Regions from separate parts of the Mus musculus genome. Here region 1 is linked to region 2. The links are chromatin loops, found by intact Hi-C in ENCODE. Cell type or tissue: left cerebral cortex. All regions are shown on one strand. Links, peaks and the distances in the headings refer to the core of each region. The heading gives the core; the rest is flanking DNA.

Region 1 (15,696 bases), core at 3,777-11,776, 53 kb before region 2:
CACTGCCCTCAGTAACACAAACAGAACGCAAAAAGGAGCTAGAAACCAGGGAGAGGGAGGAGGAGGGGAGAACGTAAGAGTAAATGGAAAGGGGAGGGGAAAGGAAGAGAGAGAGGTAGCCGGAGAGAGGAGGAGGAGAACAATATCAAAGAGGGGGTGGGGAGAGCAAACCAGCTCAGTGGGTACTAACTAGCAAGGGAAGGGAAGGGCCAGGTAGACAAGACCAGAGAAGCCGCAATGAAAGCTCCCAACCTATGAAATGAAATATGTTTTAATCACTGCTCCAAGACGCCCAAAGGAAAAGAGCAAGCAAGATATACATAATCAAATTTTAACCTAAGAAAGATTAGAGCCCACTCCTTCCATTAAGAAAAGAAACAGGGGTATGAACAATCCAGCCTCCTGTGGCATATATGGCCAGCTCCAAAGAGTAACATCCACTAATTCGGATGGCCAGACACACTGATGAAAAACCTGGAAATTGATTTTGAGTATAGTATGTTAAGCCTCAGGGACAGGTGATCACTTGTCAATACAATATAAAAGTCAGACAACAGTATTTGACATAAGTGTTCAATAGTAATCATCAGTACTGCCTTTGCCACAGTTAGCTATCGTATTTTGAGTACTTGCTATATAACAAGTTCTATGTGAAGATACACACATATATAACATATATATAATGTAACAGGATAATATATATTATTCTGTTATATTCTCACAGCAGCCATGTGTGGCCCAATTTTTAAGTAAAGAAAACTCAGATTTAAGAAAGCTGATTAACTTGTCCAAGTTGAAATAACTGAGGACGGGGAAGACACAAGCCATTTAGACTTCATGTTAACACGACAAAATGGTTGATGTGTGTAATCTCAGCTACTGGGAGGCTAAAAAGGAAGAATTTCAAAGCAAGTCTGAAGCTAGCCTGGACTACTGAGTGAAACCCTGTCTCGAAAATACCCATAGAATAAAAGAGAGACTTTTCATTTCAGCTCCATTAATTACTAGAGGGAGAAAAATCTGCTCTCCACTGCCATAAAACAAGAAGATATTCCCATAGTTCTAAACTAGCAGCTAGACTCTGTAGCCAAGCAACGAAGAAATAACACTTGCTGCTGACTGGGGAGAGCAGCTGAGGGACTGAAACCCAGGTGATTTTCACTCAGACTGATGTAAGTAAGGCTCATAGACCACACCCTGCGCTGCCAGCCAGCAGAATTCCTCCACCAGGTTTCCAGCACACTGCCTAACACATGCAATCGAAGGCTCTCTGAATGGAGTGGGAGAAAAGAGGTATGCATGTTTCTTCTCTGTTGTAGCAGTTTATCTTTCATGTTCCTGCAGTGCCAGGAATCAAATAGAGGGCCTTGTACATGCTAGAGGCATATGCACCACCACTAAGCCACATACACACTGTGTATGTATGTATGTACATGAATGTAATGGGATTTTGCTATGTTGTCCTGGCTATGTAAGCTCAAAAAACATATACCAGCACAGCCCTATCACCTTTCCTGAAGAGTCTTCCCAGAAGGAAAGCAACTAGAGACCCTAAAGCCCCGGCCGGCCGGCTCTTGTGTAGCTACAGTGGGTGCTTCTTCCCTTAGTCTGGCACTAAAGGGCCAGCAAAACTGCAGCGCCATCTTATGGACATCACAGCACACAGCAAGTCAGAGCAAGGGAAACTCAGATCAGTTCACCAGCAAAAAATCATGACATTACAACCAAATTGTTCGTGCGGCCACCAAACCTTCACAAATACAATGAAGAAAGCAGAAATAAGGGTACTATTAAGCTTCATGCAGCAAGGTACACATTTGACTTCCATTAATGAAATATAACCTAATAAAAAAAAATCCCCCAAATAGATCAACCTGGGACAAAAAGAGATAGCTGCTTAATAGTAGAACTATTACTGCAGTGGGTTTCTCTAGGAAGCTTATAGAACTAAGCTTATTCTATTTTTACTTCTGTGAGTCTACTCTTTTCTAAATGTCTATATGTCAGTTGCGTCATTTTCTACTACAGAGAAAAACTGGTCAAGACAGGAACAGAAATTTGAGAAGGGTGGAACTAGGTTCAAATTGCTAAGTGGCTTAACTAATTTACTGAGTGATTCAGATTTCTTACCTATAAGATATGGACACTACCACCCACATAATGGGGTTGAAAGACAAGGCTAATGATATAATGTCTGTAAAGCACTTGGCTCAGTGCCTGATCTATAGTAAATCTCTTTTATTCCCATTTATGCCTGGGGCTAAACATTAGGAGCCATCCCTAGCTCCCACAGGGATCTCAGTACACCTCTTTTCCTTGATTGTATTCTAAGGAAAGTAAATAAACCCCAAGATTTTCTTCTTAGACAGGGATGCTTCCACTCTTTCTGAGTTAACTGACTACAGGACTAACGTGTGCATGGACCCTCACCTGGCATAGCCTATGAACATATGGCTATGCCTTCTCACAAAGCAAACTTTTGGGATCTACTTATTCAAGTCTTTTCCTCTGGCTTTTTTGGTAGTTAACCATTTATTACCCACAGTTTTCCTTGAGAGAAAACCAGAGTTAAAATGCACAGTCATTCATTCACTCTGTGAACATGAATGGCACTTTATCATACCCCAAGAACTAAGCAACCATGAAGCAGGAGGAGGAGGAAGAGGAGGAGAAGGAGGAGGAAGAAGAGGAAGAAGAGGACTTAGAACCAACTGGCACGGTGGTGAGGTAGAGGCAGGAGGATCAGGAGTTCAAGGATAGCCTGGGCCACAAGAGACCTGCTCTGGGAAGGAGGTGGGGACACACAAACTAAAAGTCCTCAACACCTCAAAAAGTGCTTGAGCCAAACCTAGAGAAAAGGCATTCTGTTATTGCTATAAAGATATGTGGCCCGAAGAGACCAACTGGTTACTGTTTCAGTTTCCTCATTTGGACAATGCTTAATAATAATAATTAAAGTAATTAATTTAATTTAATAAGCCATCATAGCCAATTTATCCGTTCAATCTACCTTCACAGCTTTTAGATGACCAAATTCATAGAACATTCATCCACTTAGTGAATATTCATTGACTGCTTATTTTATGACAAGCAAAGACTGTGAAGGCAACAAAGTCCTTGGCTTTGCTAAGCTTACTCCTAGTGCAGGAATCACGTGCAAACAAACAAACGTGCAATATGACAAATAACAATATTACCTAACAAGTATCATAAGTCATAATGGTGTTTCCAGAACAATTTGTAGACAAGCTTTGGGCAAGAAAAAGGAAGGAGGGCTGATGAGACAGTGATTCAGAGATGTGCTGGGCTAGCTATCTGCCTAAACTCAATCACTACAACCCCGCCCACATAAAGGTGGGAGGAGAGAAGCAACTCCATAGAGTTGACCTCTGACTTCCACATTAGGCCTAGAATTCCAGGCCAGCCGGGCGTGGTGGCACACGCTGCCTTTAATCTCAGCACTTGGGAGGCAGAGGCAGGCAGATTTCTGAGTTCAAGGCCAGCCTGGTCTTCAGAGTGAGTCCCAGGACAGCCAGGACTGCACAGAGAAACCCTGTCGCGGGGGTGGGGGGGGGTGGGGGGGGTGGGGGGGGGTGGGGAAGGATTCCAGACCAGGTGTCTAACCCCAAACCTCTTTCTTCAATGGCAAGGTCACAATACACAGATGTTCACTGCAAAAATGGCACTTTATTCACAAGTGAAGGCAACAAAGCCCTTATAGTTAATTAAGGAAGGAAGTGTGGCACAGCTGTGAAGTGTACCATTCACATCACACTCTATACACGCCAAGATGAACAAGCCACACTACTCTTCGCCATCACGACAAACCCCACAAACCTTAGGGCTGGGTTAGGAATAGAGCACAGGCCTTAGCTTGGGAGTAGAGCATGGGCCTTACATGAACAAGGCTGGAGTGGGCACGTTGGAAATATAAAACATACAAATGCTAGCACATAGTTATGATTCCAAATCTGCTGTTAATGCACAAAATTGCATAAGAAATGATATGTGCCAACTTCAAAAGGACATTTACTACAGAGCAGAAAGAGCAAGAAGCAACGTATCTGAAATGTTTTACTTCCTTTAAGAAAAAGAAGAGGAAAACTGCCTCAGAAGAATAAAGAACAAAATATTAACTTCTGTGTCACTGTAAGCGACTATATGTACAAGGACTGCATACACCTCCCAGTCCTTGGAATTTTCATAACTAAAGACATAAAAGAAAAGAATTCCAACTATTCAACACATATTTTAAAAATATATGTCAAAAGTATTTTAGAAACCATAGTCTCAGGCTGGCAAGATGGCTCAGCGGGTAAGAGCACTGACTGCTCTTCCAAAGGCCCCAAAGGTTCAAATCCCAGCAACCACATGGTGGCTCACAACCACCCATAGTGAGATCTGACGCCCTCTTCTGGCGAGTCTGAAGACAGCTACAGTGTACTTAAGTATAATAATAAATAAGTCTTTGGGGGAAAAAAAAAAAGAAACTATAGCCTCTCTATAAAGATATTGGTACTACCATTCTCATCAGTACTAGTAAAGTTTTCATCTGAAGTCAACCTCTATTTTAACAAAATACTTCTTGAGATTAAAACCACTATCTATCATGTACATGTACACAAACATCAGTGTTCTACTTCATCACCACCAAGTGCCAAGATGGCTAGAATGGCCACTTTGCTGATCTCCTAAGGTCTAACAGCTCTACTCTGCGTATGTCTATGGATACAGCTACATAGTTTTATATAGTAACACTATATTACAATGTGTTCCTGCATGCTGTAAGCTTGATGAGAACATCTAATGAGTATATAGACAAGAAAAATCAATCTTCAAAGCTCAAGCCAGACACATCACTAGCATGGAGAAGGGGAAGCAAGCACAAAGTTCCACCCTTAACCAAGAAGCTGTCTGCAACTATACCTGCTAGAGAGGGAAAACACATCAGCTTTCTGGGCATGTACATCACCCACACTGCAGGGCAGGTTCCACGCTCAGGAGCAGTTGGCCAACACAAATGGAATCCTTGTTTGTTATGTGTATGTGAGGTTTTGTTTTGTCTTTTTCATTTGTTTTATTTGTTTGTTCTGAGAGAAACTGAGAGAAAAGGACACGAAGTTTCATGGAGGGAGAAGTAAGGGGAATCTTGGAGAAGCTGGGGGAGGAAAAAATAATACAATCAAAATATACTGTATAAAAAGTCAATAAAGGTTGTTTTGTTTTTTAAAGAGAGATGTGGGCTGGAGAGATGGCTCAGTGGTTTTGAGCACTGACTGCTCTTCCGACGGCCCTGAGTTCAAATCTCAGCACCCACATGGTGGCTCACAACCATCCATAATGAGATCTGACACCCTCTTCTGGTGTGTCTGAAGACAGCTACAGTGTACTTACATATAATAAATAAATAAATCTTTAAGGGGGGGGGGAGCATTATCTCCACAGTGTGAGGCAACTCAGTGGTTAAAGGTGAGTGCTGCTAGGCCAGAAGACCCGGAGCCCATAGGCTAGAAGGAGAGAATGGTCTCCTGAAAGTAGTCCGACCTCCATACACACTGCAGCCTGAGTGTGAATGCACATACATTCACTTTTAAAAGTAGAAGTGAAAAAATTAAGACACATCATTATTTATCATAGTCCCACACCCAAAGTGGGGGGAACCCAAATGCCCATCTACTTATGAAGAAAACAGATAGCACCTACAGCTTGCCCTCTAACGATACACTAAATAGCAGTAAAGCTGATTCATGCTGCAACACAGCTGAAGCTGAACATCATGTTAAATCGAGGAAGCCCAGTGCTGGGGTACATGCTTGCAGGGACACTGGTGGTTTTTTGTATGTATATTACATACAGCATATACATACATGTATATGTGTGTAGAGGGGAATAATTAAATTACTATTGCCAGGCATAGTGGAGACTCCTTTAATCCTGGCACTCAGGAGTAAGAAGCGGGGAGACCTCTGGGAGATCAAGGCCAGCTTGGTCTGTATAAAGAGTTCCAGGACAAACATCCAGAGCTACAAAGAGAGACTCTGTCTCAGTAGAGAAGGAAAAAGGGGAGAGAGAGAAAAAAAAAGAGGGGGGATGGGGAAAGAGGGAAGTGGACAAAGAGAGAGAAAGAGGGGAGTGTGAGTGAGAATGTTCTCAAGCTGATGTCACTGGACCTCAAGTTCAGATCCCCAAGTTATGCTAGCAATTTACAGGCAACAGGAATACAGGACGTTGTTAGAAGAGCCCCAAGGGATGCTATCAACATCTTAATAAACATCCTCAATTCTTTAACAAATTGTACAGGGGAAAGTCAGACTTGATGCAATACATATGTAGACCTATTTTGGATTCTAAGCCAAATGAAACTTATTTTTAACAAGCGAGTTCACTAGATACATCATAGCATTGATCAGACATGTGATGATTTTATGAAGTATTAAAATTTACAACATGAACTTATTGTGCCTTTCTTAAATAAAAGGACCCAATCTTTCAGAGATACACACCAAAATATTTACAGAAAAATTATACAAGATCTGAGCTGAGGTTTGAGGAGTGAATATGTTATAAATGAAATTATGATTATTATGGGTTAATTCTTAAACTAGATGTTAGATGTGTGGTAATTCTTTACTACATTTTTTCTACTTCCATAAGCGTGCATTTTAATTAAAAAAAATTGTTTGTAAAGCTGAAAAGATTGCTCATCTGTTAAGAGGGCTGACTGCACTTGTAGATCCAGGTTCAATTCCCAGCACCCACACCAGGCCTCACAACCATCTGTAACTCTGGTCCCAGGGAACCCAACACCCTCTTCTGGGTGGGCATGCACAGACATATATACAAACAAAACACCCATATACATAAAATAAATACAATTTTACAATTAAAGAAGGTATGTTTGTAGTCTTAGGTATGGCGCCTCCTGCCTGCATGCCAAGCAATCTGCCAGACAGTCACACCCTCAGCACAGAGCATCTGGAAACAGGGAGAAAAGAATGCTTTCCAGTGGGCTGATCAGGAAAGCTACCATTCCATTAGTCTCCTCTATTGCCACATCTTCAACTGAGAGGCACGGTTTTTACTCTTTGGCTTCTAAGTTTCCCTCCTTTAAAGAAGATTTAGTTACAGTCAAGCTAAAAAGAGACATAGCAGGTATTATTACCTCATGCTTGTGAGGATGCTACTAGGTGCTCACAGTGAGAACACTTTATGTCAAAACAGAACAGCAACAACCTCTCCATACCCTCAAAACCATCTCTGTTCATAAGGGTTTCAGGAGGTAACTATAGCCCTGTATAAAGGCTCAACAAGACGAGCAGTGGTGGCGCACACCTTCAATCCCAGCACTTGGGAGGCAGAAACAGCCAAGACTACACAGAGAAACCCTGTCTCAAAAACCAAAAAAAAAAAAAAAAAAGTCAACAAAATTTTTGCTCCTACTCTGAAGGGTATAGTCACTTAGCTCAGGTTCCAGCTATTCTTGTATTCAAACTTTGCCTGAAGACATACTGTAGTTCTACAAAAATACATGCTAATTCCACACATTCCAAACCTTACTCATGCTGCAGAATGCCAGCACTGGCTCTAAACCAAAGTTCTACGAAACAAGCCTATGATCTGAGAATTTTCTCAGGGTCTAAGGATTCCAAGATACCTGCTGCTCTGCCTTCAACCAGAAGGTGGTGCAATCTCTCCAACTAGGATGTCACACAGGCCTCACCCCAGTGCTTTTTTTCACACCAGCTGAAGGATGCTCCCCTCAGTCATCCTCTATGCAGCAACTGGATAGTCTGAGAAACAGCTTTGTTAGGCTGGACTAAAACTAACTTAAAAAGAACATTCTTTTTACTAAAAGAGAGTTGTTCTTTTCTAACAGCAGTCCAGACTTTAAAAGAATTTGTGCCAATTAAGAAAAAGAAAAAAACAGTACCAGGAAGGCCTCAAGAGCATGTCAACATTTCAGGATCCCACCAGCTTAGAAAGCTGCTGCAGGCTGTGCTCCCTCCCGGCACACAGACAAACAACAACTCAAGGGGACATGGCAGTGCTTAAAGACCAGATGAGAAGAGTCTTACCAGATTGGGCTAGACAGTTCGTTCATCCTAACAGATCCAGCCCAACATCTCCCTGCCTCTCATGATGACTTCACTAAAGAAGCAGACTTCTAATTCCAGACTTCCAGGAACAAGACCAAACCCCCAGGAGAAAATCTCCCTGCATTTTCATAATGCAATGGAGATTTAGGATACAATACTTTATCTCCAGACACACCTCACTTCTTTCCAACTCCAACCCACTGTTGATACCGGCCAAACACAGAGAAGTAACTCAGGTTCTGCCTGGAGAAAGCAGCACAGGCTGATAGGACATGCACAAATGGAGCAAAGAACCCCAGACTGTACCTGGAAGTGCAAGATAATGGTCCAGATCAGGCCCAGCGTTAGCTTGGGATTGCCATCTGTGATGTCATCATTGCGGATATTCACTAGCTTCACCTGAAAAGGAAAGCAAGGCCGTCTCAGAGCCCAAGAAGTTTCTTTCCTGGGCTGATTTTTTTACTTATTTTCACTACTAAAATACAGTTATATTAATTTTTGGCTTAAGAGTCTATGAATTCTAATACATTTACAGTTACACATAAAATAACTTTCATTATTCCAAACAAGGCCCCATGATGCCTATATTCAAACAGCTGGACCTGCCTCATTCTGAGGTCCCGACAACTACCACCTCATTTCGCTTTTTCTAGAATGTCATATAAATGGCATGTGACCTTTGGTCCGAGACTGCTTTTCCCTCTCTACTGAGCATAAAGTTCTTGAGACTCCCATCCAAGCTGCTAAATTATATGAATGGCTTGTTCCTTTTCATTATCAATGAATATCACTGCACAGATGTCCTGCCCTGATCTTGCCCACTCATCCACTGAAGGGTTTATGGATTATTTCCACTTTGGGGCATTTCTGAGTAAAGCTCCAACATTCTTGTTGAGATTATTGTATGGACATATGTTTTCATTTCTCTATGGTAAATTCCTAGGAGTGAATATATATCAATCATACAAACTGTCAGATTATTTTTCAGGATAGATGAACTATTTTGCACTTTTACCAGCAAAGAAATCTTGTGAGCATATGGTATTGGAAGTTGCTTCATTAGTCAGAACCCTGGCTTGTTCTAGTCTTTGGGGGTTAAAAGAGATGCCCCTCTTCATCACTGCTCCCTGCTGCTCTCTCCATTTCCCTTTCCCTGTCAAAGATCTTTCTTTTGGGGCTGGAGAGATGGCTCAGTGGTTAAGAGCACTGACTGCTTTTCCAAAGGTCCTGAGTTCAAATCCCAGCACCACATGGTGGCTCACAACTACCTGTAATGAGATCTGATGCCCTCTTCTGGTGCATCTGAAGAAGTTACAGTGTACTTACATATAATAAAATAAATAAATCTTTTTAAAAATCTCTCTTCTTGATATAACCCATGTCAGCTTTACTCCTAAGGCCCATTACAAGACCACAGTGTAAAATCCCAGTCCAAGCTGGGCATGGTGGCACACACCTTTAATCCCAGCACTCGGGAGGCAGAGGCAGGCGGATTTCTGAGTTCGAGGCCAGCCTGTCTACAAAGTGAGTTCCAGGACAGCCAGGGCTACACAGAGAAACCTTGTCTTGGGAAAAAAAAAAAAAAAACCCCAGTCCAAAAACAAACTACGCACAGACCCATAGATGCCCCCTCCTCTTCGATGACCAGCTGTCCTATTTTGCATGAAACTGAAAGTTTTGTTTTGCTGGTTCTTTGAGACAGGGTCTCTCTGTGTAGCCCTAGCTATCCTGGTCAATATACAGACCAGGCTGGCCTTGAACCAAGATCCTGGCTCTTCCAAGTGTGAGAGTGCTGGGATTAAAGGTCTGTGCCATTTGTTTGTTCGTTTGTTCATTCATTCATTCATTCATTCATTCATTCATTCATTCTGAGTGTTTCACCTACATCATGTATGTCCGGTGTCCATGGAGGCCAGAAGGGGGCATCACATCCTCTAGAAAATGGGAGTTATAGAGGAAAGAGCAACAAGTACTCTTAACCACTGAGCCCTCTCTCAGGTCTAAAACTGAAGATTCTTAATTAAGCTGTAGACTTTTAAAATGGAGTGGTGTGCTGAACAAGCCATTTAATTCAGCCCATTGGTCTTTTCTGTCATTCTCTGGCAGTTTCTGTTACTTGTAACAAGCTAGAAGAGGTCCCTTCCATTGAACTACCTGTAAAGGGCCCCTGTGACCTCCATTCAGAGTTTACACCAAAACTCAGCTGGGAACGTTCTTCCCTTCTCTGTATCTAGGTTCTAGTCCCTGGGGTGGTGTGGAGGTAAGAGAGCCTGTCCTTCCTCCTAGTCTGGACATTCCGATTCCGTAGTCGCCAGTACTCAGTCACTCACTGACCTGGAGCTGCTATGAGGGCAGAACCTGTTGAGTTCACAGCCCTGTTCTAATGATCCCTGCCCTTGTGAGTCTATTATGGTTATCATTTGCCCACACTTAGTTTCTATTATAGTAATTGATCCTCTTCTCTCTTCCTACTTGCACTTCTAGCTAACCAATTCTTATTTTAACTTGTCTGGCTAGACCCCTTTCAGGTTTTCCTAACTCAACATACATTCTCATAAATATCCCAATAGCCTCCATTTCTCTTGCCATTCATTATTAAATTCTTTAAACAAATATATCTTCGTCAATTATAGATCACTTGATCACTCTAACCCATGTCTGTGATCTGGGCCAGGGCACTTCAGATAGCCAGCTCTAATTCTCAGATCACTGGAGATGCTAGGTTCTTGGCTCTATAAAGTCTTCTAAAATGAATATTTTATTCTAAATATTCTAAAATGAATATTTTAGGATTCATCTAGCTCTTGTTTTACTTGGGTGGTTTTTGTTTGTTTTCAGTCTTTGCTTATTTTCAGTTTGGTCTTGCTATGTAGCCCCATGACTCTTCTGAGCCTCCCAACTACTGTATTATAGACAAGGACCACTGCACACAGCTCTGGGACTCTTAACCCTCCTGATAATTTTCAGTCTTTTTCCTTTTATTAGTTTCCCCTCCTTTGCCTGAAAACCTCTTGCTGTCTTCCTTATATAGAAAGAGAACAATGTGGTTCCCCCCCCCCCTTTGATGGCTAGATCTACTATACTCCAAATACTTTCTACTCTCCAAAAACCATTCTCTTGGCCAGACTTGGTAGTGTACTTCTATAATCTCAGTACTTAGAAGGCTAAGACAGAAACACCTAGAGTTTGAGACCAGACTAAATTATAAGGTTAGACCTTGCCTCAAAATAGTAGAGCTAGGTGTAGTGGCATACATCTTTAGTCTCAGCACTCTGGAGGCATAGGCAAACACGTCTGTAAATTGGAAGCTACTCTAGTCTACATAATAAGGTCAGCTAGAGCTACATATTGAGATCTTCTTTAAAAAAAAAAAAAAAAAAGAATGAGTGGCGCATGCCTTTAATTCCAGCACTGCAGAGGCAGGCGGATTTCTGAGTTCAAGGCCAGCCTGGACTACAGAGAGAGTTCCAGGACAGCCAGGGCTATACAGAGAAACCCTGTCTGGGGGGGTGGGGGGAATGGTCATTCCCTTAAGTCAGCACTGAGGAGTTGGCTGAGTGAGAGTCCTGGCCTAGTGAACATATGGCCTTGAGTTCAATCCCCAGAACCACAAAAGTAATCATAGCATGAGTTAAGACATTTCTCTCTCTCAGATGTGACATGTCTGAGAAATTATACGAGACTTTCCTTGTCCCATTTCATGACAATGCAACATTTTGTTATACGGTGTGGGTTTTCCCATATTCTTCACAGGTTTTTTACATATTTTGTGCCCTGCCCCAACCTCCAGGGCCTATCTTTTAGTTTAATCTTTGTTCATGAACACTGATCCTCTCAAAAAGAATACAAGTTCTATGTAAGGACAAAGAGTCAGAGCCAGAATCCATCAAACGTTCTTACCTGCCGCTGCTTTAGGAAGTCCAGGGCGATCTGCACATTCTGCAGCCTGTGGAAACGCATCCTGCCCTTCTCTCTGGGCTGCAAAGGGAGAAAAGGGATGTTAATTCTAGCTATGGTAATTTACCCCTGCACAGCCTTTCCTAGGACTAAAAGAGCACACAGAACTGCTCATGGCTGAAGCCAGGAGTGGGAGCATTAAAGGAAGCCCCTTGAAGAGCAGGGCCTACATGTGCCCAGCAGGCTCTCAGCAGCTGACAATGCTTGCACACCACTCTACATCACACAAACCCACAAGCTTATCTGAGTCTAATGCTGTGTCAGAGTCACCTCTGCACAGGCTCTTCTGTGTGTGGCAGAGGTTTATTTGGGGTGTAGGGTTAACAGTAACACAGGGTATAGATCTATGAGTCTTAAAATCACAATTATCGGGGCTGGAGAGATGGCTCAGTGGTTAAGAGCACTGGCTGGCTGCTCTTCCTGAGCTCCTGAGTTCAATTCCCAGCAACCACATGGTGGCTCACAACCATCTGTAATGGGATCCAGTGCCCTCTTCTGGGGTGTCTGAAGAAAGTGACAGTGTACACATATAAATAAAACAAATCTTAAAAAAAAAAAAAATCACAATTATCTACACTGCAGAGGAAAGGCAGAAAGTCTAACTGCATAATTAGTAATGGGTAGAACCAACCTCAGCACAAACCTGGCTAGAGAAGGCAAACTCTAGAAAGGCAAATTTAAATACAGAGAATGCAGTTACTGGTGCTCAAGAAAAGTGGAAAACTTCCAAAATGGATGACAGAATCTAGGAAATAACCCATCTCTCAAGGAGGTGAGTGTTACCATAGAAAGCTGCTGATCCCCAAATGAAATTCTCAGAGCAATAAAATTGTAATGGTGATAGTTATTTAAGAATCACAAGGGGGCTGGTGAGATGGCTCAGTGGGTAAGAGCACCCGACTGCTCTTCCGAAGGTCCAGAGTTCAAATCCCAGCAACCACATGGTGGCTCACAACCATCCGTAACAAGATCTGACTCCCTCTTCTGGTGTGTCTGAAGACAGCTACAGTGTACTTACATATATACATAAATATATATATACATAAATAAAAAGTCTTTAAAAAAAAAAAAAAAGAACCACCATTAGAGCTGGGCATGGTGGTGCACGCCTTTATAAAAAAAAAAAAAAAAAAAAAAAAAAAGAATCACAAATAGGGCTGGTGAGATGGCTCAGTGGGTAAGAGCACCCGACTGCTCTTCCGAAGGTCAGGAGTTCAAATCCCAGCAACCACATGGTGGCTCACAACCATCTGTAATGAGATCTGACGCCCTCTTCTGGAGTGTCTGAAGACAGCTACAGTGTACTTACATATAATAAATAAATAAATCTTTAAAAAAAAAAAAAGAATCACAAATAAAACTGTTTCTGCTATTTAATCCTTGGGTCATACTACAAAACAAAGCAAAGCCACCTCCATCTGTTAACTGTCAGCCCTGCCCAAGGCTCAGCCATGCCTATGGGGAGGTAAGGAAAGTGTGCCTGCCCAGCAAGTGCTCTCAGAACAGGCGTGTGCTCTCACATCTCCTGCAGTGCTGCTTGGTTTTCCTAAAGCTGGGACTGAAATATCACCCTCATCAGATTGCACCCAATTCATTTGTAAATATTAAATTGGCACTGCTAATTAAAGATTGAACAAATATAAGGTACTTCTGTGGTGGGATCTGCAATAAGAAAATCTTATAACAGCCAAAAAGTAGCCCAACATATGGAGAGGGCTAAGAGTGTCCCTTCGGGTACACTCCAGCATTTCTAAACAACATTCTCCAAATGGGATAATTTGCAGAGATACCAAGGCCTTTCTGTATAACAAGGTAACTTCTTCTGTGAGCTTTAGGGACCTTTTTTTCAGCAAGAACCTTTTCTAAGTTATTTCAGATCAATGGAGAATACAGGTTAGAGAATGGCAGTCTAAATACAATTGTAAGACAATGGGAAGGGAGATGAAGAGATGACTATAAGAGGGCATAGGTTGTGGGTATTGTCCCATTTCTGGAGAAAGATTATGGGTTCTAATTTAGAACCTATAAGCAGAAAAGGCTCCTCTTAAAACATTAATCTCTATTCTTAATGGACCCTCCACCAATAGTTAATAGCCCAAGAACATGCAAATTAAATCTCTGTTCCTTACAGTAACTAGTGAGATTACTGACCAAGGCCAGAGTATCTCATGCAGTGAGTTTGCAAACAACACTCAATTTCGAAAACAATTGACACGTGCTTAGTGAAAAACCAGAGGCTAGAAGTGGAGAGAAAATACCGTTAGTCTATATTGTGGAATCGTGAGCAATTAATTTTCATGCTGTCAGCTAACCCTTCCACAGTTCAGCAGTCAGAATCAGACAATACAACAAGGCCAGCAGAAAGCCATAGGTCTCCAGGTCACAAGGACTTGATACTCCCATGTACTATGATTGGTTTTGTGCCAACCATTCTCAGATAAGCAAAATAATTGCCACTTCAGGATCATCTAACAGTAGCAATAGGCACAATTAATTTTAACCACTTTCTTTGGGACCCATATTCCCTGGTGGAAGGAGAAGCCAACTGGTGACCAAGTTACTTGGAGACCTTGAGAAGTCTGGCCTCTCTGATGGCCCTGAAGTGCCAGCTGGGATGCTAGCATCCCCAAAAGACCTACTACATCATCATCATCTTCCTCTTCCTGATCCTCGCTGTTTGCATGACGCCAGGAGGGCATGCTCACGAGACGAAGGGTCTTCAGCCCTGCTGGCTCCTTTGGCCACCAACCAAAAAAAACACAATAGAGGAACAGAAAAGAAAGCACACATACACGCATACACACACACAAAGGAGAAATGAATAAATGTTTTTTATCTAAAAATGAAAAAACCTCCCGCCTCCAAAAGAAAGAAAAAAAGTCAGATCAACAGCAGAGCAGAGGACACTGAACACTTCTTCTTTTGAGAACATCTTCAATTCTTCATGTCTACCCATCCTACATTTGTAATTCTGTTATGGTTGGAACTATGACAAGAACAACTCTGAAAGACATCAGATGCTTTCTGGTGAAAAGATAATATGAGCATCTCCATAAACACCCACGTCTTCAAAGGTTAAGAAGAACAGTTAAATGGGAACACCTTTACCCTGCATGGTACACAGTATCATCAGAAAGAATGACTTTCCAATGTGAAAACCACTGTTGACACACCTATCAACTGTAGGAGATGCACTGAATGAGTGCTGAAGAATAACGTCCAGCAGAGAAGATTGGAATTCTGATATCTTACTAGATCAATAAATGAAGGCCAGTCAGTGGTTCAAAGCACTGGCTGCTCTTCCAGAGGTCCTGAGTTCAATTCCCAGCACCTACATGATGGCTCACAACCATATGTAAAGATCCGATGCCCTCTTCTGACACACAGGTACACATGCACATAGAGTACTCCATAAAATATATAAATAAATCTTTAAAATAATCTTAAAAAAAATAATAAAATGAATGAAGGCCAGACGAGAAACAGGAATTACACATACTAGCTATGCTAACAAAGGCTTATGGCAATTCTGTTTGTTGTTGTTTTTGTTTTGTTTGGTTTGGTTTTTTTTGAGACAGGGTTTCTCTGTGTAGCCCTGGCTGTCCTGGAACTCACTGTAGACCAGACTGGCCTCGAACTCAGA
Region 2 (15,696 bases), core at 4,432-12,431:
TACAAACACAAAAAGGCAAAGGCTATGTTTTTTTTTGTTTTGTTTTTTAAAGGTAAAGATAAAGAATAAACTGAGGAATAAATAGAAAATGAAGTGGTAGATGCTCTGGCAAGGCAGTGTCTCTGTCTGTCTGTCTGTCTGTCTGTCTCTCTCTCTTACCAAGGCTTTAAATTTAATAAGATATGCGGGGCGGTGGTGGTGCACGCCTTTAATCCTAGCACTTGGGAGGCAGAGGCAGGTGGATTTCTGAGTTTAAGGCCAGCCTGGTCTACAGAGTGAGTTCCAGGACAACCAGGGCTAGTCAGAAACCCTGTCTCAAAACACCAAAAAATTAAAAATAAATAAATAAATAAATTTAATATGCTGTTAACCAAATCTATATTCAAATTCTGGCTTCATACTGGGTGAGGTGGTACATAACCAGGAGCTGTGAAGGGGATCCAGAATTCAAAGAGCTTAACTACACACTGAGTTAGTTAGAGGGCAACCTCCTTCCACAAGACTGCCCATTGCTCTCCCAACATCAAGTTTTCTCTACAGTACAATGGGAATAATAAAATTACATCACAAGTATTAGAAATTGATGACGAAACACTAATTTTTAGCATACATTGCATAAATTATTGAAATGCATTAAATATTAACTCACTAATATTAACTATCATAAAAACATAAGGGGGCTGGTGAAATGGCTCAGTGGATAAGAGCACCCGACTGCTCTTCCGAAGGTCCGGAGTTCAAATCCCAGCAACCACATGGTGGCTCACAACCATCTGTAACGAGATCTGACTCCCTCTTCTTGTGTGTCTGAAGACAGCTACAATGTACTTACATATAATAAATAAATAAATCTTTAAAAAATAAATAAATAAATAAATAAAAACATAAGAGCTTTTAAGAACTAACAGTCATGAAGCATTCAGTGACTAATGCTAGGAAAAATGGCAAGATAAACTACATATTTAACAGCTTCAAGCTACCATTTCAATAAATCAAAGTATGTTTCCACGGTAGTAGTGGTCAGTAGCCACAGGACCATTTTAAGTAATCTCCCTAGAGAATTTTGACCATTTCTCTCAGCAAAATAATACAATCTAGCTATTTCTTCCTCAGGAACTCTGGTAGTCTACATCATAAACACAGAGAAAAGAAGATACAAGGAAAAGAACCCTTACCTATGGCAAATGACCTCAAATCTTGCCATAGATTGCCTTCCCCCCCCAAACATTTCTCATTCCCTTGAATACCCATTAACGGGGAGTCTGCATCTTACTCCTACCCAGACTAAATGCATTTTAAAAAGTTCTTTCCCAAACAAAATGCCAAGTGGAAATTATCTTCAGTGTGCACTAGCTAAGAACAGGTGATGAACGGAAGAGGAGGAGGAGGAGCAAGAGAGGAAGAAGAGGATGAAGAAAGAAGAAAAGAAAACTGGGGGAAAAGGGTGGGCAGTGGTGGTGCACACCTTTAATCCCAGCACTTTGGGAGGCAAACGCAGGCAAATCTCTGGTCTACAGAGTGAATTCTAAGAAAGTCAGGGCTACACAGAGAAACCTTGTTTTAAAAACTAAACAACCAGAACAGAACAGATGAGCAACTTTAGTTTTTCCTACCATAAATACAAGAAGTCAATAAGTTACCTGGAAGATTTTGCCTGCAGAAGGCAGGCATGCAAAGTCTCAGAAAAAGGGCCAGCTCAGAATCTTTGCACACAACAGCTAATATGGGGTCTTAACAGTTTTCTAGATGCTAGCAGTAACGCTAAATAACAGGAAGAATTTCCCAATGAAAACAAAGGTAGATCAAGACCTAAATCTAAGCCAGGCATGACGTTACACACCTTTAATCCCAATAGACAGAGGCCAGCCTGGTCTATACAGTGAGTTCCAGGCCATCCAGGGCTAGACAGTGAGACCCTCTCTCAAAACACCAAAAATACCAAATCCACCACATTTGAACTATTTTAGTCTTTGAGAGTCTACCACTGGGTTCTGCTTCTAATTAATAAAACTTTTGCCCTAATGACCCCTGACCAGAGTTCAAGGATCAAAACCAAATATACCAATAGGCACTCCCCCATCAGTACATTTCATAATTATGAGACTCTGGGTGAAACTACTTACTATTTATGTATTTTGGATTCATAATAGAAAGGGAGAGAATAAAAGGGAGGGAGAAGGGGGTTGAGAGAGAGAGAAGGGGAGGGAGAAGGAGAGAGGGGGGAGGGAGGGAGATTCTCAGAGTAGCTACCCAGATTAAATAAGGTGTAGTGACAATTTTGGAATTTGGTTTCAAAACACAGAAACATAAGAGTGTGCTTTCGTTTTAATCCCAGGTGTGGGGAGGGCACTGCTTTGGACTGACTGCAGGAGCTGACTATAATTTGCCTCATGCTCTAGCAGAGGCATGGTTTTGCCACCTGCAGATAGTTTCTGTGATTGTGTGATATTTGGAATTCTTGGAACTTTTCAGAGGGTATATAAATGCTAGAGCCCCAATAGGTGAAGTTGGTGGTAGTTCACGTGGGGGCAGGGGAGGGGGGACAACATTGGTTATGGTTTGTTAGTAATCATGCTCAAAGAAACAAACAAAAGGGAATAAATTATAGTTTCCCAATTCCTCTCTCCCCTCTATCCTTTTTTCTCTCCTGTCTAGTGTTAAGGGATGACACATGAGAGGATAAAGAGTAGAAAAAGAAGAAACCACAAAGTAGCAAAGATGAGCTTATAAAAATGGCTTCAATTGTAAAATACCTGGATACATATAGGATTGTTTTCATTTTTGATGTTGTTGTTGTTGGGTTTTGTTGTTTTTGTTTTTGGAGATAGGGTTTCTCTGTGTAGCCCTGGCTGTCCTTGGAACTCTGTAGACCTGACTGGACTCAAACTCACAGAGATCTTCTGCCTTTCCCTAGAATTTAAGGTGAAGTGCTAGGATTAAAGGCATGCACCACTATGGGCCCCTTCATTTCTTTTTTTTTAAAAGATTTATTTATTTATTATATGTAAGTTCACTGTAGCTGTCTTCAGACACTCCAGAAGAGGGAGTCAGATCTTGTTACAGATGGTTGTGAGCCACCATGTGGTTGCTGGGATTTGAACTCCCGACCTTCGGAAGAGCAGTCGGATGCTCTTACCCACTGAGCCATCTCACCAGCCTTCATTTCTTAAAAACAGCTACTTCTCAAAGCAAGGCAAGGTAGCATGCCTTTAATGTAAGCACTTAGCAGGTAAAATGAGGAAAATAAAGAGTTCAAGGCCAGCCTCAGCTACTTAGTACCAGGGAAGCCAGAGCGACATAAGGAGACCCTACCTCAAACAAACAAAATAACAACAAAATTGAAATTAAACAGAAGCAATTTTACCATAGCTTTGGTTTCATTCTTTATCAAGAATCTGGCTAGGCATGGTTAGCACATGCCTGTAACCCCAGCACCTGGGAGGCAAAAAAATAGGAGGCTCACTTGTGTTCTGGAGTTTGAAGCCAGCTTGAGCAACAAAGCAGAAATTTCGTCTTAAAACAAAACATCTAGCATCTGGAATAAATATTCTTCAAACACTCACTAAATCTGCAGAGCTCTTAATATAAGTTCCCATCCTTTGCTAATGTTCTACTGTGCGTGTGTAACATGTATGTTATGCCTGTGCTGATGCACTTGAGATAATGTCCAATATATAAAGATACCTACCTACAAGGACAAGGCTTAGTGAGTCTCAGCTGGAGTCTAAACGCCCAGTGACCCCTACTGGACAAACACAGACACAGAAAACTAAATTGTATAGCTAGGACAAAGATACCCTGTGTTGCATTTATTCTAGTAAAATTAGTATAGAACCTCTATCATACAAACTCAAGCTTATCTCAAAATATACACGCATGACATAAGAGAAAACAATGCTGGTCCAGCCAGATCAGTCTTTTCATGGGAAATAGTACAAGCTGGCTAATCTATGGGCTGCCCTCACTGGAAGCCAGCGTCTTTGTGAGGAGTCCTACCAGAGATAAGAACAGACAGAATGCATCGGCACTGTCTCTGACCCCTGACGGCCCCTTCTCCTCCTGGGGAGCTCAGGAGACTTGCTGCAGTCAGGGCACACTCTGCAAGCCTGGTGAATAATGCTTCCCCAGCTCATCCTCCCAGCTGCCACGACCGAGCAAGCCATAAAAGGAAATCTGGGTAACAATTTAAGTTTTAAAGAAAACACAGGTCCCATCCTGAGACTAGAGACAGTTCTCTAAATAGTCCTTTCAAGCACTGTAGTTCTTAGAACTGCTGCAGAGACATTGTAATGGCAGCTGGTGGCAATGCAGAAACAGGCCAATGCAAAAATGTCAATGAGTAAAACAAGCCCTTCTCTGAAAACTGGAGGCCACAGCTTCTAATTTGCATAAAACCAAAAGCGATGGGCATGAGGCCAAGCAACCCAACCTAGAGGGGCTGGTTATAGGTCGTGTAACTGCTTCATCCAGTAGAGACAACAAGGTAGTCCCATTATCACCCTCACTGTCCACCGTCAAGTGTGAGGGCAAGGCCCTGATCCCATCACCTCAGAGGAAGGGAAACCTTGTCTACCTGCCACCCTCAATGCCTACAGGAGAGTTAAGAAAAAGAAAAGCGTCTCCCTTTATTGATCAGTGAGCACCTAGCACCTTGCCATTCAACATCGCCGATTTAGACAGTAGTTGAAGCTCAATTTTCTTCCAACTGATATAGCTGGGATTCTAACTCCCTAAAATATTAAATCATGGGGTTTACTCAAACAATCTCAAAGAGCTGTCAAGCAAGTGAGAACATTTGTGGCTAATCTTTGTCAGACAGTTTACTTCAAAAACACTTCCTGGGGGCTGGAGAGATGGCTCCTTGGTGACGAGCACCAGCTGCTCTTTCAGAGGTCCTGAGTTCAATTCCCAGCACCCACATGGTGGCTCACAGGCATCTATAGTGCAGTCTCTAATGAGCAGACAAAAACTTTTAACTAGGATTCAATAAAGTCACACTTTACTATTATATACAAATTAATCACTTCAAATGTTATACATCTCAGAGTTTTGTTTTCCTGAAATCTAGCCCTTTTAGCACATGCTCGCACTTCTTCTCAGATACAATCCTCCAGTCTTAGGTGCTTGTGTGTCTTGCAATAATACAATTATCTAGCCTTTTTTTTTTTAAACATACAAAACCCAAAATAATCAAGCTCCCAGTTGTAGGGTGAGAGTGGGGATTCTTATTATAGTATATCTAAGTACTAAAGCCAAAATATGCAAAAGAATTTCAGTAAGAATGAAACATAAAGTGACATCTGGCTAGTCTTGGAATAATCACAACATCTAATTAAACACACATCAGATGGGATGGGTTACAGCTCTGGCTCTACACCTAGCTTGCTCAGGATGTTCAACCACATTGTGAATTACTTCTGATTACTGGATTATAGGATGAGTTCATTTAGATATCTAAAATTCTTTTCTAGCTCAAAAGCTTTTCAGTTCCATGAAACATTTACTTCCTAGGTACTATGTTAACTATTACTGGTAATAAAAAAGACACTTATAAAGCCAGTCCCTAGTCGGTCATCAATGGGAGAAGAGGCCCTTGGTCCTGTGAAGGTTTCATGTCCCAGTATAGGGGAATGCCTGGGCCAGGAAGCAGGAGTGGATGGGTTGGGGAGCATGGAGAGGGAGGAGAGGATAGGGGATTTTCTGAAGATAACATTTGAAATGTAAATAAAGAAAAATATCTAATTTTAAAAAAGTAAATAAAGCCAGTCCTATAGTGGAGATAACATGTATATAAAGTTATTTTAACACAAAGCAATATGAGTTCTAGCCTGAAGATGGCAAGACTACAAGAACTCTGGAAGGGTTTTTAAATGTTATTTATTTATTTTATGTATATGAGTACACTGTAGCTGTATAGATGATTGTATAGACTCATGTGGCTGTTGGGAGTTGAACTTAGGACCTCTGCTCCCTCCGTCCGCCCTGCTCGCTCTGGTCAGCTTCGCTCACTCAGTCCCTGACTTGCTCCAGCCCAAAGATGTATTTATTATTATACATAAATACACTGTAGCTGTCTTCAGACACACCAGAAGGGGGCATCATATCTCATTATGGGTGGTTGTGATGCACCATGTGGTTGCTAGGATTTGAACTCAGAACCTTCAGAAGAGCAGTCAGTGCCATCTTGCCAGCCCCTGGAAGGGTTTTTGTAAACTCAGTCAAGGGCTGAAAGAATGGCTCATAGGTTAAGAGAACTTAATGCTCTTGCAAAAGACCAGAGTGTGGTTCCTAGCTCCCATATAGTGGTTGACAATTGCCTGTAACTTCAATTTCAGGGTATCTGATGCTCTCTTCTGACGTCTGTTGGCACATACACACAGGCATTCTCAAGTATACACATATACACATATAATAAAGTGAAAAAATATTTTTTTTTCAATTTCTAAAAAAGGAAATTCAATCAACAGCTACTGCCTGCTGGAGAAGTCAGAAGAAGCTGTACATGTGAGGCCAGGCCTGGAATTGTCTGGAGGATTTTTAAGAATCTGAAACAAGAGCTGACATTCTAAATGGAGAAGCTAATTGAGAAAGAGAGTGGAAAGGAAAGAATGTACAAGTATTTTAGAATAAAGCTTCTGAATGGGGTGCTAGGAGAAACAGAGTATTCACTTCTTCTGAATTTTGGTCATCTACATTTCTGGAAATGTCAGAAAAGTGACTATAGGAATACAGAAATCCCAGCTAGCCTACAGAAATGAAGAATATCAACAAAAGTGATAAAACTAGGGAATAGATGAACAAATACTTTTTTTTAAGATTTATTTATTATATGTAAATACACTGTTGCTGTCTTCACACACTTTTTCTTTTAGCTCTAGCCCAAAGATTGATTGATTGATTATGTAAGTACACTGTCACTGTCTTCAGACACACCAGAAGAGGGCGTCAGCTCCCATTACAGATGGTTGTGAGCCACCATGTGGTTGCTGGGAATTGAACTCAGGACCTTCAGAAGAGCAGTCAGTGCTCTTAACCGCTGAGCCATCTCTTCAGCCCAAGCAAATACTTTTTAAGGTTTTTCTTTTTATTATCTGGGGTCTCAGTATGTTTTCCATTACCAGTCAATGTTCCACCTCTGCATTAAAGTCCTTTAGGGGGAAGGATGCCAGGTACAAGAACATGTGAGGTTCCAAACTACTTCTGCTCAGATGCATCTGACCTGGTTAGTCAAATGATAACTTCGTAAACTTCATCACAACAATTACCTTTGGGAGCTGCCAAACTAAACATACCCTAGGGAGCACTTCTCCCTGAGACCTTTGGCGCTGCAGGTTAAAGCTCTGTTAACCATCTGTTCTTTCACACAGAGAGGAGGGAGAAGTGCTGGGGGCAAGGAGGAGACCATTGCTAGGCCAGGAAGTCAGCACCTTCTCTGTCAGCTACCTGATGCACTCTCCTGACTCACTTCCTTCAACTCCAGTGACCAGTTTTCAACTCACAGCGCACTCACTAGTTCTGTCTAAAAGTAGAGCTCATGACTGACCAGCCAGGAGACACCAGGTGTGAAGACATTATCAGGAAACAAGCAACATTTTCTCCTCTTGCTTTCAAATTGCATTTTTCGACATTTTGTCTTGCTTATGATATATCTTCAGGAGAAGTAATATCTTCTAGTTTGGGAATAGTCCATGCAGCCTAAGTCTCTATGTCTATGCACCTTCTGATGAACAAATAACAGCAGTTAATACTGCTGAGCATCGCCTCAAGACCTTCCTTAAGAGGCCTGGAATTCAAACAAGATAATAAATAGTTCTTTCTTGTCATGTAAACTGATTTAACCTCTAACTGTACAATCATATAAACATAGTGGGGACTAGGAACATACTCTTATAATCCTAATAGAAGTAAGAGTCTGAGTACTTAACCAACTTTAGTGCTTTGACAATATGAAAAGTATCAAAACTCATACTTTTTAATAGCTTTATCAGTGTTAACCACTGGAGGGCGCTCTACTCAAAAAAAAAAAAAGGTGGGGGTGGGAAGACTTAGGTTAGGGAACCCAAAGATCAAACTTTTCAAACCAGTGGAGGGAACCAGAATTCTTTGGGCAATAAGGTAGCACTCCTGGCTTTTGATGTCATGGCAAATCCCTGTATTTATGTTAAAGAAAATGCCGCACCTCTAGGTCAGCAGCAAAAAGTCTGTGAGACTCAATTACCAGAAACAGACCTGACTAGCCAGAGAAGGATGCCGTGTGGAGTGAAAGAAACCACATGAGATCACAGCACATTAGTTAACAAAGTCCATGACTGGCCCAGGATGTTGTGGGCCAATGGTAGATACACCCAAGGCAAGCACAGACTCGACCACATGCTCTGAGGGCTCATGAACAACACTGCCCACACGAGAATTTCTGAGAAGGTAACTAAAAAACAGGTGATGATGTTTCCTGTGATCTATGCCAGTCAATCATTCTCACTGCCCAGGCAACCATTCTATTCAACACTCAATCACAGTTCCTGTCTCCACCTGTTCCTCTGACATCATCCTGTCATTATATTTTCTTTGAAATTCCTTTGATGAAAATGAGTCACCTTTTCCTGCCAACACAGGCTGGAGCCTGTGGCATGCCATTCTTTTGGAGTGGTGTTCTGGGAGAAGGCGCCACCCAGAGGCCCTTCCAGACCTTATTTACACACCACCCAGGAAAGAATGCTTCAGAGAAAGCTCATGGATGAGGTGGTTCTTGCTGGAGCTAGGAATGTGGCTGGGAACCAGTATCCAAGCTGGCTCCGACAGTGGGACAAAATGTTGAAAGAATGAAGTAAGAAGTTGAATAGGGCATTGTTACTTGGAGGGAGGAAAACGTCAGCCCCAGAGTGTTTAGCTTACAAAATGCCACCTTACTTGTAACCAACTTACTTGTAACTCTTAGTAAATGGTTACAAACCTGTTTCGGGTAGCAGCGCTGCCCAGGGCTCAAGATAGCCACACTCCAGCTACAGGATTCAGGGTAGCCTAGTGTGCAAGGTAAAAACTGACAGAATGCTATTCAGACGTACAAATCACCCTCAGGGTGGTTTTTTTTTTTTAATTTTACTTAATTTACATGTATTTATTTATTCCTTGTGTGGTGGGGGGATGGACGTGGAGGTCAGATGTTCTTTCCCTCCACTGTGTGGGTTCCAGGGATCAAACTCCAGTCATCAGGCTTGGCAGCAGGTACTTGAACCAGCTGAGCCATGCAATGACAGCTCTACTCTAATATTTTTAACAGTAACTTCTTTGAGAATTAACACACTGTACCAGTCACCATTTTTATAGTCTACAATTCAGAGGATTTTAGTATATTCACAAAATCGTGCAACCATCTAATTGTAGGACATTTCATTATCCCTAAAAAGAAACCATACATCTTATCAGCAGTCACTTTCAGTCCCCCCGACCCTCTGGCTTCTAGCAGCCAGGAACCTAGGTACTGTCTCTGGGGGTTTGCCTATTCTGTATAAATGGAATCAAACTCATGTACTTCTCAAGGTAGGCCCATGCTTCTACTGATCGGCATTTTGTTCAACAAGATATATTCTAGTGTATGGCTACATTTTGTTTAATCTACTCATCAGCTGGTGGATATTCGGTTGTATACACTGTTACACATGTTGAGCCATTAACATCTTTATAAAGCCTTTCTGTGAAAGTATGTTTTCAATTCTCCTGGATATATTTTTAGAACTGCTAAGTTCCTAAAGCAGATGCAATATTTCATATTCCCATCAACAAAATAAGGGTTCCAGTTTCTCTACCTATTCCCATGTGCACTTTTTTGTTTTGTTTTTGTAGACATGGTCTCTGTAACCCTGTCTGATCTGAAATTTCCAATGAGTTTCCTGCCTCTGACTTCCAAATACTAGGATCCCAGGTTTAAGATCCACGCTCTGGGCACAACGGTCTGAGTTTGGATTCCCAGTGTTCACATAGCAGCTCACGCCATCTGTAACTTCAGTTCAAAGGGATCCAAGTCCCTCTCTGGCTTCCTCGGGTACCAGGCATGCCCATGGTGCACATACATACATGCAGGCAAAGCACATACACAGAAAATAAAGGTAAGTAAACCCGGGGCTGGAGAGATAAGAGCAATCACCGCTCTGCCTGCCAGAGGACCCCAGTTTGGTTCATAACATCAGGTGGCTCACAGCTACGGTAATTGCAGGTCCAGCAGGAGCTGACATCTTATTTTCAAATCTATTTGCTGGCCCCCACAAACACCTCTTACTCATGCACACACATACAAACAAATAAATAAATCTCTTTTAAAAACAAAACAAACAAACAAAAAAACAAACAAAAACCCAGGCTTACAATCTTGCTATAGCAATCTGAATATGAAGTTGGTGTATCTCACCATGGCTTAATCTGCATTTCTTTAAGGCCTGGTAATGTTTACAATTTTCATATGCTTACTTTGTACTTGCTATTTGTATATTTGCTTTGGAGAACAGCTACTCAATCCTCTGCCTGTTTTTTATTGAATTATCTTCTTTCTGTTGAATTACAAGTTTTCTTCATATGTGTTAATTATAGGCACATTACTAAAAACATGATTTGCAAATACTTTCACATTATATGAAGTGTTTTTCACTTTTAAAACAATTTCAGCTGGGTAGTGGTGGCATACACACTTCCAGAACTCAGGAGACAGAAGCTGGCGGATCTCCAAGTTTGAGGCCACCCTGTGAGCTTTGGGACAGCTAGGGATACACAGAAAAACACCTGCTTTGGGGAAACAAACAAACAAAAATTGTCTTAGTTAGGGTTTTATTGCTATTATGAAACACCACGACCAAAAAGCAAGACAGGGAGGAAAGGGTTTATTGGGTTCCCACTTCCACATTGCAGTGCATCACTGAGGAAGCCAGGACAGGAACTCACACAGGGCAGGACCTGGAGGCCAGGAGCTGTTGCCCTACCCAGCCTGTTTTCATATAGAAACCAAGACCACCAGCCCACGGATGGCCTCACTCACAACGGGCTGGGCACCACCACCACCCCCATCACTAATTGAGAAAATGCCCTACAGCTAGATCTCATGGAGGTATTTCCTCAGCTGAGACTCCTTCTCTGATGACTCTAGCTTGTGTCAAGTTAACACAAAACCAACCACTACAAACCCATTTGTGTATATTCATTGTACTGTTACATTGAGACATTTTCTTTTAAGTTATGTTTTCTCATTTTCTAGATACTACCACATACCACGAGCATATTCAACTTCTTTCTATCTCTATCTATCTATCAACCTACCTACCTACCTACCTACCTACCTACCTGAGACCAGATCTCCGCTAGAATCCAGACTACCCTGGAACTTACTATGTAACTCAGGCTGGCCAATACGGTTTGTTAAAAAGATCATTTGCTCTCCCTCTGGCTTGATCATTAATTTAATTATACATCCCAGCCCTACATCCTTAGAGATGATACTGACCACAGTGGGCTGTATCCTCCTGCATCAATTTTTAAAATGTGTCACAAACAGGGGTGCAGTCCAATCTTGATCAAGGCATTTCTTCAATTGAGATTTTCCACTTCTCAGACTACCCTAGGCTTGTGTCAAGTTAACACCTAAAGTTTACAGCAACATTTTTTAACAAGTTTCCCAAACAGCCCAGCACCACAGGTCTAAGACTTGAGACATTGAGACTCAGCCAGGCCAGGCAGTGCAAGAGCTGAGAGGAAGGCAAGCAGCCTGCAGCACGCCAGCCCTGCGGGACTTGGCTCACTTTGTCTCAATAAAGAACAGCCTACCTGTGCCCTGCTTCTCTACCGAACGTCCTCAGGGATTATAACCTTTAAATTTTATGTTTTAGTTTACAAAGTAGCACGTTTCTTTATGGATGTTTCATGCATCACTTAGTTTTGTCTGAGCCCACCCCCCAGTCCCTTCCCCGAAGTATATATTTTTGTAGATAATGTCTACAAATCCTTCCGAAGAGAAGTCAACCTTTGCGTGAGTACTAGAGTACGGTGACAAGTGTCAAATAGGCTTGTGTGTGGCGATATGCTCGGGACATCACAGTGACGCTACATACTGCATTCATACAGCACACTGCTTTCTTCACTTTGTGTATCTGGAGCAGCTTCAGGGAGGTGCTGGAGATAACGAAGCTAAAAGCCCCAAGACCCTTGGGTGTGCTACAACTACCTGACTCTAACAAAGACCAAGAAAAGCACAATTTCAAAGTATGGCATATAAAGTGTACTACTAACACCGTGAGAGGAGACAAAAAAACTAACCATAGTCAATCTAAATCATTCTGAATTGTCAATCACAGCAAAGCTAACAGACTTAACTAAGTGCTTAATATATGTGCCAGGCAATGTCCTTTAATATATAACTTAAATCATTTCTATTTCTATTCATAAAGGCAAGAGTCTTCATCCCCACCTTATAGAAGCAGAAACCCAAGACTTAGAGAGATGGAGTAGCCTGCCCAGGATCAAACAGTTCCTCAGGAGTACAACTGAATGCAAACCCAGCTTCCTTCAGCTCCCACTTTGGTGCTTCTCCTACCAATTCCATAGCTTTCCAATGTGCCAACCCTATCTATCCTTCACCCTAAGGCCTTCCAGAAACCACACACAAAGGCAACTGAGTGGCACCCAAACTGCTGTGGGCATAAGTGGTTCTCAGAATAATCAGAGCAGCATGGAGGAGGCAGGAGAACAGGAGGAATACGAGGAAAGACGACGGTGGACAGCAGGAAAGACGGCTGTGTGCAAGCTCGCCTTGCTGCTAAACATGAAAAAGAATGAGGGCAGGCAGTCCATGGTCAGCAAAGACTTGTCAGTCAAAACAGTACATCTGTCCCCTGGAGGTTTCCAATTGTCCCCCATAAAGAAGCTAAATTATTCCTTAAGCACTGTTTAATCGTTCTCTATAAGTTCAGTGTGGTTTAACTCCTTATATTCCATCTCCAACAGATGCCTAGGAGACCCTAGAGAGGAAATAGAGAGTCAAGGGGTAGCTAGTGCTGGGGATAGTGGTGCACACTTAAATGTCAGCACTGCGGAGGCAGAGGCAGGAGCTCAAGGTCCACAGAGAATTCCAGGCCAGACAGGGCTGCATAGTAAGACCCTATTTCAAAAGGGGAGGAGGGTCAAAGGACAGGGCCGTTGATGGAAACTTCTGGTAAGTATGGATTACAAAAGCACCTTTCCAGTCGGAAGTTTTATGCTAAAGTCACAGGCCACCTGTTCCTCCAGCTTCTCAACCAGACACCTAATTCATGCCCTGGCCTTGCTGCAAGAAGAGATTCCAAAAGAACATTTCACTCCTGAGGGTCAGGCCTTAAGACTGATGGAATGTGCCTGGTAAAGATGAGGGAAGTCTGGGCAGCTGGAAGCCTCCACAGGGGAATTCAGTGAGGCCAGCTGCTTTCCCTCAATCAGGAGGAGAATTTAAAAATAAACCTCAGTGGCCCTCATGTATTAAGAATTTTTTTGGGCAAAGAATGTTGCCAAATGCAGCAACTATTTGCTCCCGAGGGGTGAAGAACAGAACAGGAAAAAGAAGAAAATGCTGAGTACCCATTCAAGGAGTATGCCAGACAAAAAGGCAAGGAGAAACCCAAGTGACTTTGCCAGGAGCACAATATAACACATATCTGTTTCTTATTCTTCAGATTTTAGGAGGAATTTAATGCAGGAATTCTCTAAAGTGTTAAGATTGTGTTCTCTGTGTTAGAATGTCTCTTAAAAGAACACTAACAATGGAACTGTCAAATAGTTCACTGGTCAGCTCTATGCTCTTCCAAAACCTTCCTCCACAGGGATTTGTAAATAAAAGCCTGTAGGAAATAACTGTTCCCCTGACAGCCTCCATTCTATGGAAAACCCCGCCTCCACATCCCCCCACCATTCCCCATTTCTCAGCCTGACTGAAATAACTACTACACAGCTTCTGGAAATTACCATTTACTTATTCAGTGGGGAGCTTTATTGCCATGGCAGTGCAGCTTTTCTCTGGAGCCAGCTGACTACAGCTTTAGCATTATGTTCATTCAAATGCTTCCTGAAGCTTGAGGGTCACTGAGAGCTGCCTACAGGTACTTTAAAGGGCACTGGCTCTCCCATTTACTAGAGCTGCTGGTCATACCAAAGTAAACAGTGCGGAGTAACCGAGACACTTCTCCAAAGTTATCTGTTGGAGCTGACTGTCACCAACAGCAAGTGACAGTGTGGGTGAGTCAGTAGTAGAATCCCCACAGCACGTAAAGGCCTGGGGCCCGGGGCCCAGCAAGAGGGAGCAATGAGTGTTATAGTCCTGAATTCCCCAAGAACACAGATACCTCTGCCTCCACCACTACTTCTGCGATAGAATGTGAACCATTGGGAGCCACAGGTGATGGCTCCTAGTGATTGCTCTCTGTAAACAGCAGCAGCCAGGAACTAAGGCAGTCCTCTGCACACAATCATCCAAGTGGAACGCTCCCAGAGACACAGGAGCTAACTGATGACAGAAGACTCTAAGGCCACCTAGAAAACTGACAGGACATAGCCTTTCCTTCAGAGCATGCTACTTGCTTGCCATCAAAGCCTTACCTAGAGGCAACCCTTTGTAAGACCTTTTCTGCAACTGAACAGAGGGCCTGGAAGGTGGAAATGGCTGTTCCGACTAAAAGCGTAAACTGGAAAAGACTATACAGGTCCCAAGACTCCTTTAAAGATTGCTGAACACAGGGCAGAGGTGGTGTACACATTTAATCCCAGCACTAGGGAAGTAGAGGCAGGTGAATCTCTCAGTTTGAGGCCAGCCAGAGTCACACAGAGAAACTCTGTCTTGAAACCCAAGGGGGAAAAGAAAAAAAGCCTTAGGACCTGAGCTCTGTCCCCAACACCCAAAAGGGAGAAGAATGACTTACTACAAAGCAGCCAGGGCTACACAGAGAAATCCTTTCTCAAACAAACAAACAAAAATCAGGAAAGATACAGTAGAATCATAAGACACATATTTTGCAAGTCTGGCAAGAAGAAAGAGTAAGTGGTGCTGAGGTGTCTACCACCCAATTCCACCAAGGTGAAGCTATGCTGCCAGGGCACTGTGAACCATCTTCAAACTTCAGCTCCCGTGGGACTTTTACAGTGTAAGATTAATGTTGAAATATAACATGTCCCTTACTTTATATGATGTTTCAGTTCTGTTCTGACATATAGACAAAGCCATGGTTGGTTGGTTGGTTTTTTTGTTTGTTTGTTTGTTTTGTTTTGTTTTGTTTTGAGACAGGGTTTCTCTGTGTAGCCCTGGCTGTCCTGGAACTCACTCTGAAGACCAGGCTGGCCTCGAACTCAGAAATCTGCCTGCCTCTGCCTCCCGAGTGCTGGAATTAAAGGCGTGCACCACTGCCCGGCTTGTTTTGTTTTTAAGATTTACTTTTACCTTGTGAGTAAGTGTATGCTGTATGTCCTTGGTGCCCACAGGGTCAGAAGACAGCACTGGATCCCCTGGAATGGAAGCTGCAGACAGTCGCAAGCAGCAAGTGCTGTCAGCCACTGAGAAATCTCCCCAGCCCCTCAAGTCCATGTTCAAATGCTTTGGTTTCTCAGTCATATTTCTCAGGGATAACCTGATTGACTATGATTTTTACTTCATACATATCATTTTGGGTTTTTTTTGTTTGTTTGTTTGAAATAAGGTCT

What was found. Hi-C counts contacts between places; a loop is a spot of excess contacts. Peaks named below come from ENCODE experiments on the same cell type or tissue, not always from the same donor. Only the 100,000 strongest peaks of a DNase experiment are listed, where the experiment ranks them.
Region 1: it touches region 2 in a loop (6-fold over the local background); 29 of 42 quality-filtered maps call a loop at or near these places.

What each region holds. Positions count from the first base shown.
Region 1 is chr4:123,527,800-123,543,495 of GRCm38, forward strand. It overlaps Macf1 (microtubule-actin crosslinking factor 1), which reads right to left. Exons shown (of 98, transcript NM_001199136.1): 4 at 11,997-12,074; 5 at 8,403-8,495. Among named protein-coding and RNA genes, the nearest start is that of Gm31156, 16 kb to the right of the region's middle. In left cerebral cortex, for the core only: CTCF peaks have their summits at 4,418 (motif pointing left), 6,904, 7,681 (motif pointing right) and 10,016 (motif pointing right); a DNase peak (open chromatin) is centred at 7,632.
Region 2 is chr4:123,580,507-123,596,202 of GRCm38, forward strand. The region is part of intron 1 of Macf1 (microtubule-actin crosslinking factor 1); the gene reads right to left. Among named protein-coding and RNA genes, the nearest start is that of Mir6398, 28 kb to the right of the region's middle. In left cerebral cortex, for the core only: CTCF peaks have their summits at 6,084 (motif pointing right), 6,936 (motif pointing right), 7,979 (motif pointing right), 8,670 and 1 weaker place; a DNase peak (open chromatin) is centred at 8,675; H3K27ac peaks cover 745 bases.